Linked DNA regions of Homo sapiens: all the other regions are linked to region 2. Evidence: read pairs that join two places in POLR2A ChIA-PET (ENCODE). Cell type or tissue: MCF 10A. All regions are shown on one strand.

What was found. ChIA-PET counts read pairs that join two places held together with the same protein. Peaks named below come from ENCODE experiments on the same cell type or tissue, not always from the same donor. Only the 100,000 strongest peaks of a DNase experiment are listed, where the experiment ranks them.
Region 1: POLR2A ChIA-PET joins it to region 2 with 8 read pairs; 3 of 35 experiments call an interaction of 5 or more read pairs at or near these places.
Region 3: POLR2A ChIA-PET joins it to region 2 with 11 read pairs; 1 of 35 experiments calls an interaction of 5 or more read pairs at or near these places.

What each region holds. Positions count from the first base shown.
Region 1 is chr2:173,426,036-173,430,035 of GRCh38, reverse strand. No RefSeq gene overlaps it. Among named protein-coding and RNA genes, the nearest start is that of CDCA7, 73 kb to the right of the region's middle. In MCF 10A, no CTCF peak of the experiment used is centred here; DNase peaks (open chromatin) are centred at 1,545 and 1,915.
Region 2 is chr2:173,588,863-173,592,862 of GRCh38, reverse strand. No RefSeq gene overlaps it. Among named protein-coding and RNA genes, the nearest start is that of CDCA7, 240 kb to the right of the region's middle. In MCF 10A, no CTCF peak of the experiment used is centred here; DNase peaks (open chromatin) are centred at 2,362 and 3,082.
Region 3 is chr2:173,713,743-173,717,742 of GRCh38, reverse strand. No RefSeq gene overlaps it. Among named protein-coding and RNA genes, the nearest start is that of SP3, 250 kb to the left of the region's middle. In MCF 10A, no CTCF peak of the experiment used is centred here; a DNase peak (open chromatin) is centred at 2,112.

The DNA.
Region 1 (4,000 bases), 160 kb after region 2:
AGAAGAAACACTACTCTTTTTTTTTTTTTTTTTTTTTTTGAGATGGAATCTCACTCTGTCACCCAGGCTGGAGTGTGCAGTGGCACAGTCTCAGCTCACTGCAACCTCTACCTCCCAGCTCAAGAGATCCTCCTGCCTCAGCCTCCCAAATAGCTGGGATTATAGGCACACATCACCATGCCTGGCTAATTTTTGTATTTTTTAGTAGAGACAGGGTTTCACCATGTTGGCCAGGCTGGTCTCGAACTCCTGACGTCAGGTGATCCGCCCGCCTTGGCCTCCCAAAGTGCTGGGTTTACAGACGTGAGCCACCGCTCCAGGCTGAAACACCACTCTCATGCACCCTGAACAAATCAGAGAAAGCTGATAATCACCAAGTGTCCTGTGCAGACTTGAACCAACTCTGCATCACCCTGTGGCAACTCCAGAGTAGTTCCAGGGGAATTCACATTCCCCAGGCCTTTTCAGAACCCCTCCAAAGCCCCAGAATTAATTCAGTCCCCAGAGAGTCTCTGGGCTTTTGACATCTTTATTAAAGGATTGACACACAGAGGCACCCACTTAATGGTAATGATACTTATCCATCCATCTATCTGTTTATCCTTTCATCCAACAAACACATACTAAGCATCTCCATGCCCAACTTAGAGAATACGAATAAGAATAAGAACCAATTTCTACCTTCTTGGTGGGGACAAATGGTTAAACCAGCAAGTACACTAAGGATTACTAGTACCATGAGAGAAGCAGAACCGAAGCGCTATGTGGGAACGAAGGAAGGAAGGAGGAGGAGTCAGGTAGGTAGCTCATGCCTGTAAATCCCAGCACTTTGGGAAGCCAAGAAAGGCAGCTCACTTGAGCTCATGAGTTTGAGACCAGCCTGGCCAACACGGTGAAGCCCCATCTCTACTAAAATACAAAAATTAGCCAGGGATGGTGGTGGGCGCCTGTAACCCCAGCTACTTGGGAGGCTGAGGCATGAGAATCACTTGAACCCAGGAGGAGAAGGTTGCAGCGAGCCGAGATCACACCACTGCACTCCAGCATGGATGACACAGAGAGACCCTGTATCAAACAAGAAAAAAAAAAAAAGAAAACGTTTCATGGAAGAAGTAATCTTCCAAAGATGGGCAGGTAGAAGACATGGGGATGCTCACTTGAACCCTCTGGGTCTTCCCAAATATAGTTGCCATGACTCAATGTTTAATAGTCATGACTGGAATCTGACCTGACCTACTTGACCTAGGTAAGGAAAAAATTGGAATGTACTGACCTAAGTCCCTGAAGAGCAGGAGCGTGACTGAGACACCTGGAGCCGGGGACTCAGACTCTCTCCGACTCTCTTGTCTCTGCCTCTCTCTGTGGATCGGCTTTCTTCTCCCCTAACCACGGCTTGGTTTTCTCACAGAAGTCAGACATGGCTGCTACAGCTACTGGCTTATATCTGCCAGCTTTTCCTCAAGGGAAAAACGTTTTCTCCCCGCAGGTTTAGTTGTTGAAATCCCAGGGGAGTGATTGGTGTGTTCTGAGTCATGCATTAGACACATGTCACTGTGGCCAGAACAGGGGCTCCCATGATTAGCTCAGCTTGGCCAGGGGCCTACCTTTGGATCAAACACTTTGTACAGACAAGTGGGGTCATGTAAAATACAAATTACTCATTTGGTTCACATTGGGTAGCAAGAACAGCTCCCCCAAATAAAGGGAGTGTTATTCCCAGAAAGTAGTAGGAGTACCAGAAACACAAAACAATAAATATCCACCATATCAGGACACCGCCAAACCATTCCTAGTTTCCAGGTGTCAACAGAATCTTCTGGCCCAGGGTTCACATGACAGTAGCAAAGCTGAAACTACAAGCCTGGCTATGTGAGCCAGCTTCTAACCAGATTCAGGTGGTGCAAGTCCCTTCACATCTGGTGGGGAGTCACAGCCAGCTGGATCAGCACTGAAGTAGGCCAAAGAGCAAAACTGTGGACAGAAAGGAATGCTGAACTCCTGCCAGGGCAGAGCACCTGGAATGTCCGTATCTTCAAGGCTACAGTCAAGGTCATTAACTGTGACTGAGCCTACAGAGGATGGGCTAGAGGGTTGCAGAGAGAGCTCAAGTTCACAAAAGCAATAAGGGTCTTGCAGGATTTGGATGTAGGGGAGCTGGGAGAGAGAAGTGTGTTACAAGTGTCAGCAGAAAGGACAACTGAAATTGAAGCACAGTTTGAGTGGCAAATATTAACTCCCTATTCCCTATTCTACCCAAACAGATGGAGGCTTTTATTGTGTCCCTTTTTGATGCCATTCCTCATAATTCCTCATTTCCTCTTTCCCACTTTGGGGTTGTAATAGATCACTGATAGCTATCCATCCCCCAACATATTTTACTTGCTTTTCTCATTTACTCTCTGTGTTTCCCACTAGATTGTAACCTCCATGAGAGCAGGGATTTTGCCTGTTTTGTTCATTTCTGATTCCCCCAAAATAATGTATGTCATTGAATAGGCACTTAATAATATCTGTGAAATCAATTTGCTGAGGACCGAATTCCCAAGAAAGAGATACAATCTCCTAAGGGAATTGCTATCTGTGAGGGACAGAATGTCCCCCCACTCTTTATGCCATCTTCCACAGGTAGGAAGCTGCCCAGCAGAACACTCCTGGGCTCCTCTCCACTTCATTTCCCCCAAACTCCAGCCCCGCCATGGGAAGGTGCAGCAATGTACACAATGATGTGTTTAGGACAAAGAATCGGGCCTTCTTCAGTCACCCTCAGGCACAAGCTGCCCACAGGAAGCCACCTCCGCTCTGCTCCTGCCTTCCATGCTCTCCATGCTGAGGGCTATGGTCCAGCACTGCCATGGCTGGGGGCAGAGGAACTTCCATCAAATTCCTGCAGATATAGGTCCTATTCTCAGGATCAGCTGGCTCACTAGCAAAGGTGATATTTCAATCCTACACTTGCCTCTTTGTTGTTGTTGTTGTTGTTTTGAGACAGAAACGCACTCTGTTGCCCAGGCTGGAGTATAGTGGTACAATTTTGGCTCACTCCAACCTCTGCCTCCCGGGTTCAAGTGATCCTCCCACCTCAGCCTCCCTAGTAGCTGGAACTACAGGCATATGCCACCACGTTCAGCTAACTTTTGTATTTTTTATAGAGACATGGTTTCACCATGTTGCCCAGGCTGGTCTCAAACTCCTAACCTCAAGTGATCCACCCGCATTGGCCTACCAAAGTGCTGGGATTAACAGGCGTGAGCCACCCCACTCAGCCTGAATCAAAACTATTTATCTGTCCCTGCTGAGTTCAAGCACCACCTACTCATGCCGTAATTAGTAAAAATGAGCTTGTTACAAAGTAGCATGTAGCACTACCCAAATTACCTTCTGCTGCGGGTCACATTCCCTGGGAAACAGACCCTAAGATGATGACATTTGCATGTGGAAGGTTTCTACCGGGAGTGGTTAGGAGGATCTTCTCAGAAGCAGGCACCTGTGAGGGAGCTGGGGCAGGACAGACAGGCAGGGAGAGGAGGCGCTGAACTATGATGTAGATGCAGTCTCGGCCAATTATACAGGGAGCTCTGAACTGCCTGGGGCTGCCTTTTATCCTTCTTCCTTCCAGGACCAGCCATTGATGGGGGCTGCCTCCAGAGAGGAGTGTGGCCTTGGCCAAGGGTAATTCCCCTTCCAGGTCCTGAAGGGGCATCTGTGAGGTCACCTCAGAGTGGATTCACACACCATCCTTCCGTTATATGATGCTGGGTATAATAACAACAAAAACATTTTGCCTGTGATATCACCTGTATAATAATAATTTGCCTGTATAGTAACAACAAAAACCTTTTGCCTGTGTATTTTGCTTAGGGGAGAGGGGTCGGTAAGGGAATGTTTTGAGGTTAGGCCTGTAAAGGGAGAAGTGACAGCAAAGACACCACCCAAGTGAAATCACGTGCACTGGAATTCAGCTTAGGCAAGCAGAATGCCCCTTCCCGCTAAACTGGTTCAG
Region 2 (4,000 bases):
AAGCTGTAGGCACTCAATGCCAGTCCATAAAAGTAGCCACAGGGGCTGTACCCTGCAAAGCCACAGGTGCAGAGCTGCCCAAGGCCTTGGGTGCCCACCCCTTGCATCAGTGTGGCCTGGATGTGATACATGGATTCACATGAATCTCAAAGGAGATTATTTTGGAGTTTTGAGAGTTAATGACTGCCCTACTGGATTTCAGACTTGCATGGGGCCTGTAGCCCCTTTGTTTTTGCCAATTTCTCCCTTTTGGAAGGGGAGCATTTACCCAATGCCTGTAGCCCCATTATATCTTAAAAGTAACTAAGTAATTTGTTTTTTATTTTACAGGCTCATAGGCAGAAGGGACTTCCTTGTCTTAGATGAGACTTTGGACTTGGACTTTAGTTAATGATGGAATGAGTTAAGACTTTGGGGGTCTGTTGGGAAGGTATGATTGTGTTTTGAAATGTGACAAGAACACGAGGTTTGGGAGGGGCCAGGGGTAGAATAATATGGTTTGCCTCTGTGTCCCCACCCAAATCTCCTGTCAAATTGTAATCCCCAGTGTTGAAGGGGGGGCCTGGTGGGAGGTGACTGAATCACAGGAGCAGACTTCCTCCTTGCTGTTCTCATGATAGAGTTTTTATAAGATCTGGTTGTGGGGAAGTGTTCAGCACCTCCGCCTTTGCTCTCTCTCTCTCTCCTGCCACCATGTGAATATGTGCTTGCTACCCTTCCACCATAATTGTGAGTTTCCTGGGTCCTCCCCAGAAGCAGAAGCCTATATAGCTCACAGAACCATGAGCCAGTTAAACTTCTTTTCTTTTCTGGTGATGGTTGTTTGCAGCTTTAAGGGGCTACCACTAGCCAAATATGGAACAATTTGAGCACGAAAATAAATGATGGTATAATGGATTATAGCCCATGGAGTGAAATGGAAATCCATGGATCTTGTTGATAAAAATAAATAAATGAATAAATATATAAGTGAGGGAAAAGAGAAAGCACTTCCTTTCAGTAGGATGTCAACCAGTGAATGTCAAAGCAATGATGAAGTTAGAAAAATCAAAATTGGCAGCTATCATGGTAGTATTTTATTCAGGCACGAATCTTTCAAGGATGATAAAACAAGTTGAGAGGTTTTATGGAATGAGATATCTACATGATTGCAAGGTAGCTCCTCACAAAATACTGATGAATTACAAAAGAAAAAAATAATAACTCTACAGTAGAGAATGCTGGCAAACACCACCTTCCCCAAGTGATCAGAGTTAACATAACCAGGGATGGGACTTTACTGGTATCATGTCCTTTCTACCATGATAGACTGAGAAGGATACAACACTACCATATGTATTCCTGTCAAACACACACAACCTGAATCTAATCATGAGAAAGCATCAGACAAACTCAAATTGAGGGACACTCTACAAAATAACTGTTGAATATGCTTCAATAATATCAAGGTCACAAAAGACAAGAAAAGACTGAAGAAGTGTCCAAAAAGATGACAACAAAATGTAATATGTTATCCTGGATTGGATAATGACTTAAAAAGGGAATTTTTTCCCACTTTGAAGACATTATTGGAATATTTAGTAAAATTTAAGTGGGGTCCTGGATTACAGAGTAGTGTTTATAATGTTAATTTACTGATTTTGATGGTTGTTCTGTGATTAGGTGGGAGAGTGTCCTTGTCTTTTAGGAAATACACAGTGAAATGTTTAGAAGTGTTCAGCTTACTCTCAGTTGATTCAGATGGGAAAGAATATATATATATAGTTTACAGGAAAATAATGATAAAGCAACTGTGGTAAAATCTTAACAACTGGAAATCAGTGTAAAAGATATACAAAGAGTACTCTTCTACTTTTTTCTCTAAGTTTAAAATTATTTCAAAATAAAAAGTCTTAAATGATAAAAGAAATCACCATGGTACCTATTTTACTTTCATTCTTCCAGGGCAGAGACTTGGCTTTATGCACCTGCTTTTCCTTTTCTGGCCTATTTCCAGGCACGTAAGAGAAAACCAATGAACACTTGTTTGGATAATTGGTGATTATACTTGTCTTAGCTTCCTTACTAAATTGTAAGCTACTAGAGGGCTTGAACCATGTCTTGTTTCTCGGAATTCCCTAAAGACCCAGCTCCGTGTCCTGTACATAATTGACACCATTGGTTATTTGTAGAACGGAATGGAATTATGTGGCCACTCAAATGTTATGATAATGATTAGGCTCTGACAAAGATCCCTTTTATGGGCCTGTGAAAACAATCACAGTACTTGAAACTAAAATTCCCCTCCTGGGCTTGTGAAAGCCAGGGTCCAGGTTAAGCAGCCCTTTGTGAAGCTGCATTCTCCGAGAGCGGCATCTGACTCTCCACTGAGTCACCTTTGGCAGGGAGCCTTCCCCTCAGTCTGCAGTCATTACCCTAATGAAGGACAGCTGGGGCTGCCAACAATGAACTTGCACTCTCAAGTGGCAGCCGCCCTTAAAAGAACAGTTCCCTCACCCACTAGAACAGCCCTTCCAGGCCAGAAATTGGCCACTGGTTTTATGCCTGGATGGGATGTGGATCCATAGGGAGTCAAAAATGGCAGCTGCAAAGCATGCTGTTGATAGAGAAATGCTCAGTTTAAAGAAGAAACCCTGCCCAGAGTGAGAAGCAAAACTTGCCATGTATTTTAAAAACCACTGTCCTATGTTTTGAAAAACTATATTGGCAGGGGAATCTGATACAGACTTTACTTCTGGACAGCTGTCCTGTTCATTCAGATGCAGGGTGAGCTGGAAGTCAGCCTTCAGGGCCGTGAATACAGGGCAGCTCCAAGCAAGCAACAGGCTCACCAACGAAACCAACAGACAATGTGCATTTTTCAAGACTGTTTCCCTGATGAAAAAATATTTTTTTCTACATAAGCTTGTATAGGCCACTCCTCTGATGCAGAAATCAACATTTCATGAGGTAAATAGAAAAATACTGTCTGGTAATAACCCGCATCACTGAGTGTTTACTCAGTGACAAATGTTACTCTAAGAGCTTTGCATGATTAGCTCATGTAATCCTCCTGATAGCCTGCAGGTAGGTACTCATTGCACCTGGCTGGCAGAGAAGGCACCTAAGAAATTTGGCAAAAGCCACAGAACTAGTCAGTGGTGGAGCCACAATCTGAACTCAGATACTCTAACAGCAAAGTCAACTGTTTAACACAGATCCTTCAAAGTTGGGTATTTTTCCAAGGAAACTTTGGATTGACACTTAACTGCAGAGACCATACTATGTTACGTGTGTTGAAACTTGTTTTGATCACACACACACAGTGCTTTGAACATGGAACATAACCAAGCAATGCTAATGACTATACGTTGGAGGAGAATAATACAGGAACGTCAGAAATGAAATGTTTATTTTGGCTGTTAGGGGCACTGGCACTGATCTGAAACCAGTTTTGAAAATGCAGAATGCGACAAAGTTGAAGTCATGCTGGTTTGAAGGGTTAAAAGTTCTGCTAGGTAGCTGAGCCAGGAATATGTCCTCTGTCCGGAGTGCTCACCTTACAGCGGGAGGTGGGGCAAAAGCCAGCGGCTGGTCCAGACTGCTAAAGGATTGCAGAGAGACCCATGATATTGAAGAGCATGACCGACAGGCCTCATAGTGTGTAAAAATGTATGCTTGACATGGGGCAGCAATGCGGTCCATGGAGCAGAGGCGCATGGACCCATTAGCAGACATGATGAGGACAGGCAGGGTGGGCTGACGCACAGCTGAAGAAGATAGGGGAGCACAGGAAATGACATTTTTAAATGTCAGGAAAACGTTACACAATGAGTCAGAAAGAGATGGACATTTCCTAAGCAGTAATGCTGCCTCATTATATAAAGTTTTCTGTTCTGTCAGTCATTAACTATACCAGAAAAGAAGGCAAAACACGCAGGTTTTTGTGAATCAAGCAATCTTTAACTTCTGTGACACATCTTCTCATAACTAGACCACGGCAGTAAGCTGCTCAGGAAAG
Region 3 (4,000 bases), 120 kb before region 2:
TGAGGATAACTTGGCTTTGGACCAAAAGGCAAGGAAATATGATGTAATGCTTGTGCCATTCTACAGACTCTGGGTCCTTCTGGATTCTTCTTGTTGGTAGAATGAGCTTTCTAGAGTTTACAGTTAAAGGTAGCTTCAATTTTTCTCATTTATGAGTTGGTTTACTAAAAAGGTCTCAGACTTTCTCTTTCTAACCTCTTCCCCTCCTATATTTTTCTCCTTTTACCTAGGGGTACCTTTTTTCACATTCACCATTAAAGTTCTGCAGCCAGTGAAATTGCCCAATACGCTCCCTATCCCAAGACTGTCGCAGTCTCATATAGGAAAGTATATGAGTGAGTCATTAATAACACATGGAGTTACATAAGTAATGATTTCTTTCAGGTATAACCCAAATGTCTTGGTCTTCATGAGCTGGTAAGGGCAATTCAGTCTGGTCTTATTAATATGAAGCTGCCTGTCTAGATTCAGAGATTCTAGGGTTTTACTAGTCTGCCTGCAGATGACAATGCCTCCAGGCGTTCCTAGGGGTGCTCTAAAGTGTTCATGAATCTGCTGGTTGTTACTCAGTGCTTTGAGTTGGTCATGGTTACTGCTGCTACTGCCACTTCAAGACCATGAAGAGTAGGAGAATGCTCCATTTGTGTTGCACTGTATTGGAAGAAAGTTCCAGTTTAGGTTCACCAAACCCCACAGTGTTACAGTTCTAGAGGTCAAGCATCTGCCAGAGGCTGGAGCTCAAAGAGCAATTGACTTAGGGCCATTTCTTCTCCAGGGCAAATACAAGGCACCCAGTGCCTGAGTAAGACCTGGGGCCATGGGGATTCTCTAGAGGGTGCTCAGTATGACTATCCTTCTCCAGCCTCAGGCCATTGGCTGAGTCTTACCATGCAGACACCTTCTTTGCTTATGATGAATTATTTTACAGGGGCACTGTTATTCTTGAACTGTGGCTCCTCCACCCTCCACCCCTGGGCCAGGTCTCCAGTGCTGCAGGCCATTAGATGTCACTGTGTTTTCCTGAACTTCCCCACAGCTCCTCAGTCCATATATGAATCACTGGATACACAGATTTTTCGTGGAAGGTGCCCAGGTGGTGGCCTGACTCATCCTTCACTAAGAAGGGAACTTAGACCTACCCACAGATATTTGCAGTTTGAGTTTTTATTGTAATGGCTGCTTCCTTCCTTAGGAAAGGAATTTAAGGCATCAAAGAACACATGGGAGACTACCAATGTGGGTAAACTTAAAATCACATTCCAATCCCATTGGGAATTTTTTCAAAATTGACACATTTTAATTGTAAATATTTATGGGGCACAATTTGATGTTTCGGTACATATATGTGTTGTATAATCAAGGCAGTTAGATTTATCACCTCATGGAAAAGTGCTCAACATCAATAATCAACAGGGAAATGCAAGTAAAACACACAATGAGGTACCATCTCACTCCAGTTAAAATAGCCTATCATCAAAAGACAAAAAAAAAAAGTGTTGGTGAGGATGTGGAGAAAAGGGAACAATTACAAACTGTTGATGGGATTGTAAAGTAGGACAGCCATTATGGAAAACAGTATGGAGCTTCTTCAAAAAATTAAAAATGGGACTATTATGTGATCCAGCAATCCCACCACTGGGTATATATCCAAGGCAAATGAAATCAGTGTGTCAAAGAGATACCTGCACTCCCATGTTCATTATAGCACTAGTCACAATAGTCAAGCTATGAAATTGACGTAAGTGTCCAACTTCAGATGAATGGATAGATAATTTTTTATTAGTGTGACTCTTTTCCCTTTGCTTCTTTTCCCTTTGAGATTCCAGGGAGTCAGACTGCAGAGGGATGTGGCTAAGTCCAAATTCCTTGTTTTCTCTACTTCAAGTCTAGCTGAGAGAAAAGGATCCTACATACTGAGTGCATATCCCATTTTCCCACTCACGAGTTCTCTGGAAGCAGAGCCAAAACCGAGCAGCAAAAGTCAATTGATTTATTCTAACATATGCTTCATGTAACTTGAGATGTTGAAAAGCCCTGCATAGTTGCACCTAATTGAACACAGTCAGCAAATCCCATGGTCACCTGACATGTGTAATTTAGACGAGTGGATTAGTCAGCCTGAGACTAGGCACCTTCGTGCATGAATATGGGTGTGGGTTGCCAAGATACCCTCAAGAATGTCCTATGTGCCTATTGAAGCAGGAATCCAAAATTAGAAAAATGCAAATGGCTGTCGTACATGCACACAGTGAGGATGGGCCTTTGCCAATTCAGTTGGCTCCCTTCTAAATCCCAAGGCTGTGTCTTCCATGGAGTAAGGAAGCTGTCGATTTGAGTACTTATTAGAAGAGGAAAAAGGATTCCAATTGTACAAAGCTACTGTAAGTCCTTTGGAAGGAACTGGTGTACAAGTCTTAATATATAATAAATTGAAGGGATGTATGTGACGGACAAGAAAGCAATCTTGACATGACTCATGACTTCTAGTAGTCAAGAATCATTAGATCTGCAAGTGTTTCTTTGGCATGCACCTCTTCCTAATATACAATTTCATTCTTTCTCTCTTGTGACTCCCAAACTCATAGAACATGGACACCCATTGGAAGCAGATATTTTCAGATTCCCAGGTGCACATAAAACTATCCCCCTCCACTCCTAAACATATACACACCAGCTAGAAAGAAGAATTCCATTTAGGATTCTGCCTGCCTTTGTTTAATTCTTCTGTTAGAGCTTTTTAAGTATATGCAGTATACTTAAAATATTGAGGGCTCTGCTCTGCCCTAACTCACAGACTTACAGACCTCTTCCAAGGAGCGTTTTGGTTTCCTTTTAAGTCAGAGATTGGGGAGATTTGATATCAAAAATCCCCAAAATTCTGCAGTGTTTTCATTTTTGGGGTGAATTCTATTTTGCTACTGTGAACCCTGGGTATGAACAGGCATTCCTGTTCTTCCTCCCTCTGGTGCAACCCTTATCTGTGAATAGAAAGTGTCTGCAGAGACCATGGTACTCTGTGGATGAATCCCACTGCTCCTCTGTGGAGTTGCTTCTGGTGGAGGGCAGTCAACACCATCATTCAGGATGCTCAACACAATAAGCCAGAGAAATGAAGGAGATAAAAAAAGAGACATGTCAGAAATCTATCCTCAAAAGATGATCTTTTAGGGAAGGAGAATGGCTTTGAGATTAAACTCCAGAATTTCAGAGTTCTTTGTCTCATATTCCATGTAAAGGTCTTCAAATGAGTGACCATAGGAAAAGTCTTTGATGATTCTTTTGCTTGATATTACTTCCTTAAAAATTGCAACTATAACAAATGTCAACAAAATTCCTTGTAAGGATGAGTGACTAATTACGTATTATAGGGCACACACATGGAGTTGTTCATCAAAACAACTTATTTACCTAGTTACTCACCTAGTTGTGCTGTTTCTATTTTGCTATTTGATGTAGCCCCAAGAGGCCGATAATATAAAGTGCCTCTCCCTGGCTTAAATGCAATTATTGAGATCAATTCAACAAACTCTTAGTGGCATTCTACTACCATCAGACACTGTGCCAGGACCTAGAGAATCAAAGGTTTTGAAAGCCATTAACCTGCCCACCAAGAGCTGACAGCTGGGGAGAGATAGGCCCGTACACAGATGGTTTCAGTCATGTGGCAAATGCAGCTCTAGTTTCAGGCCAGGCCTATGGGATGCTTAGCTGGCCAGCATGAGTCAGGTGAGGCTTCTTGAAGACCAGGATCCATGTGATCAATATTTTTGTCTGCTCATTTCGGGGAGAAACTTTTTTAAATTTCAAAGTTAATCCATGTCCAATTTAACAGTGCACAAATGTGTAAAGGCAAAAGTGAAATGAGATGAATCTTAAAGGCTAAGTGAATATGCAAGTTTTCCCCATCGAGGGTAGACTCTGGGAAGGGAGAGATCTAAATGTGTCTTACAGGCTGAGGAGAAGTCAGGAAAGAGAGAGAGAGAGCGCAAAGCATACAGGA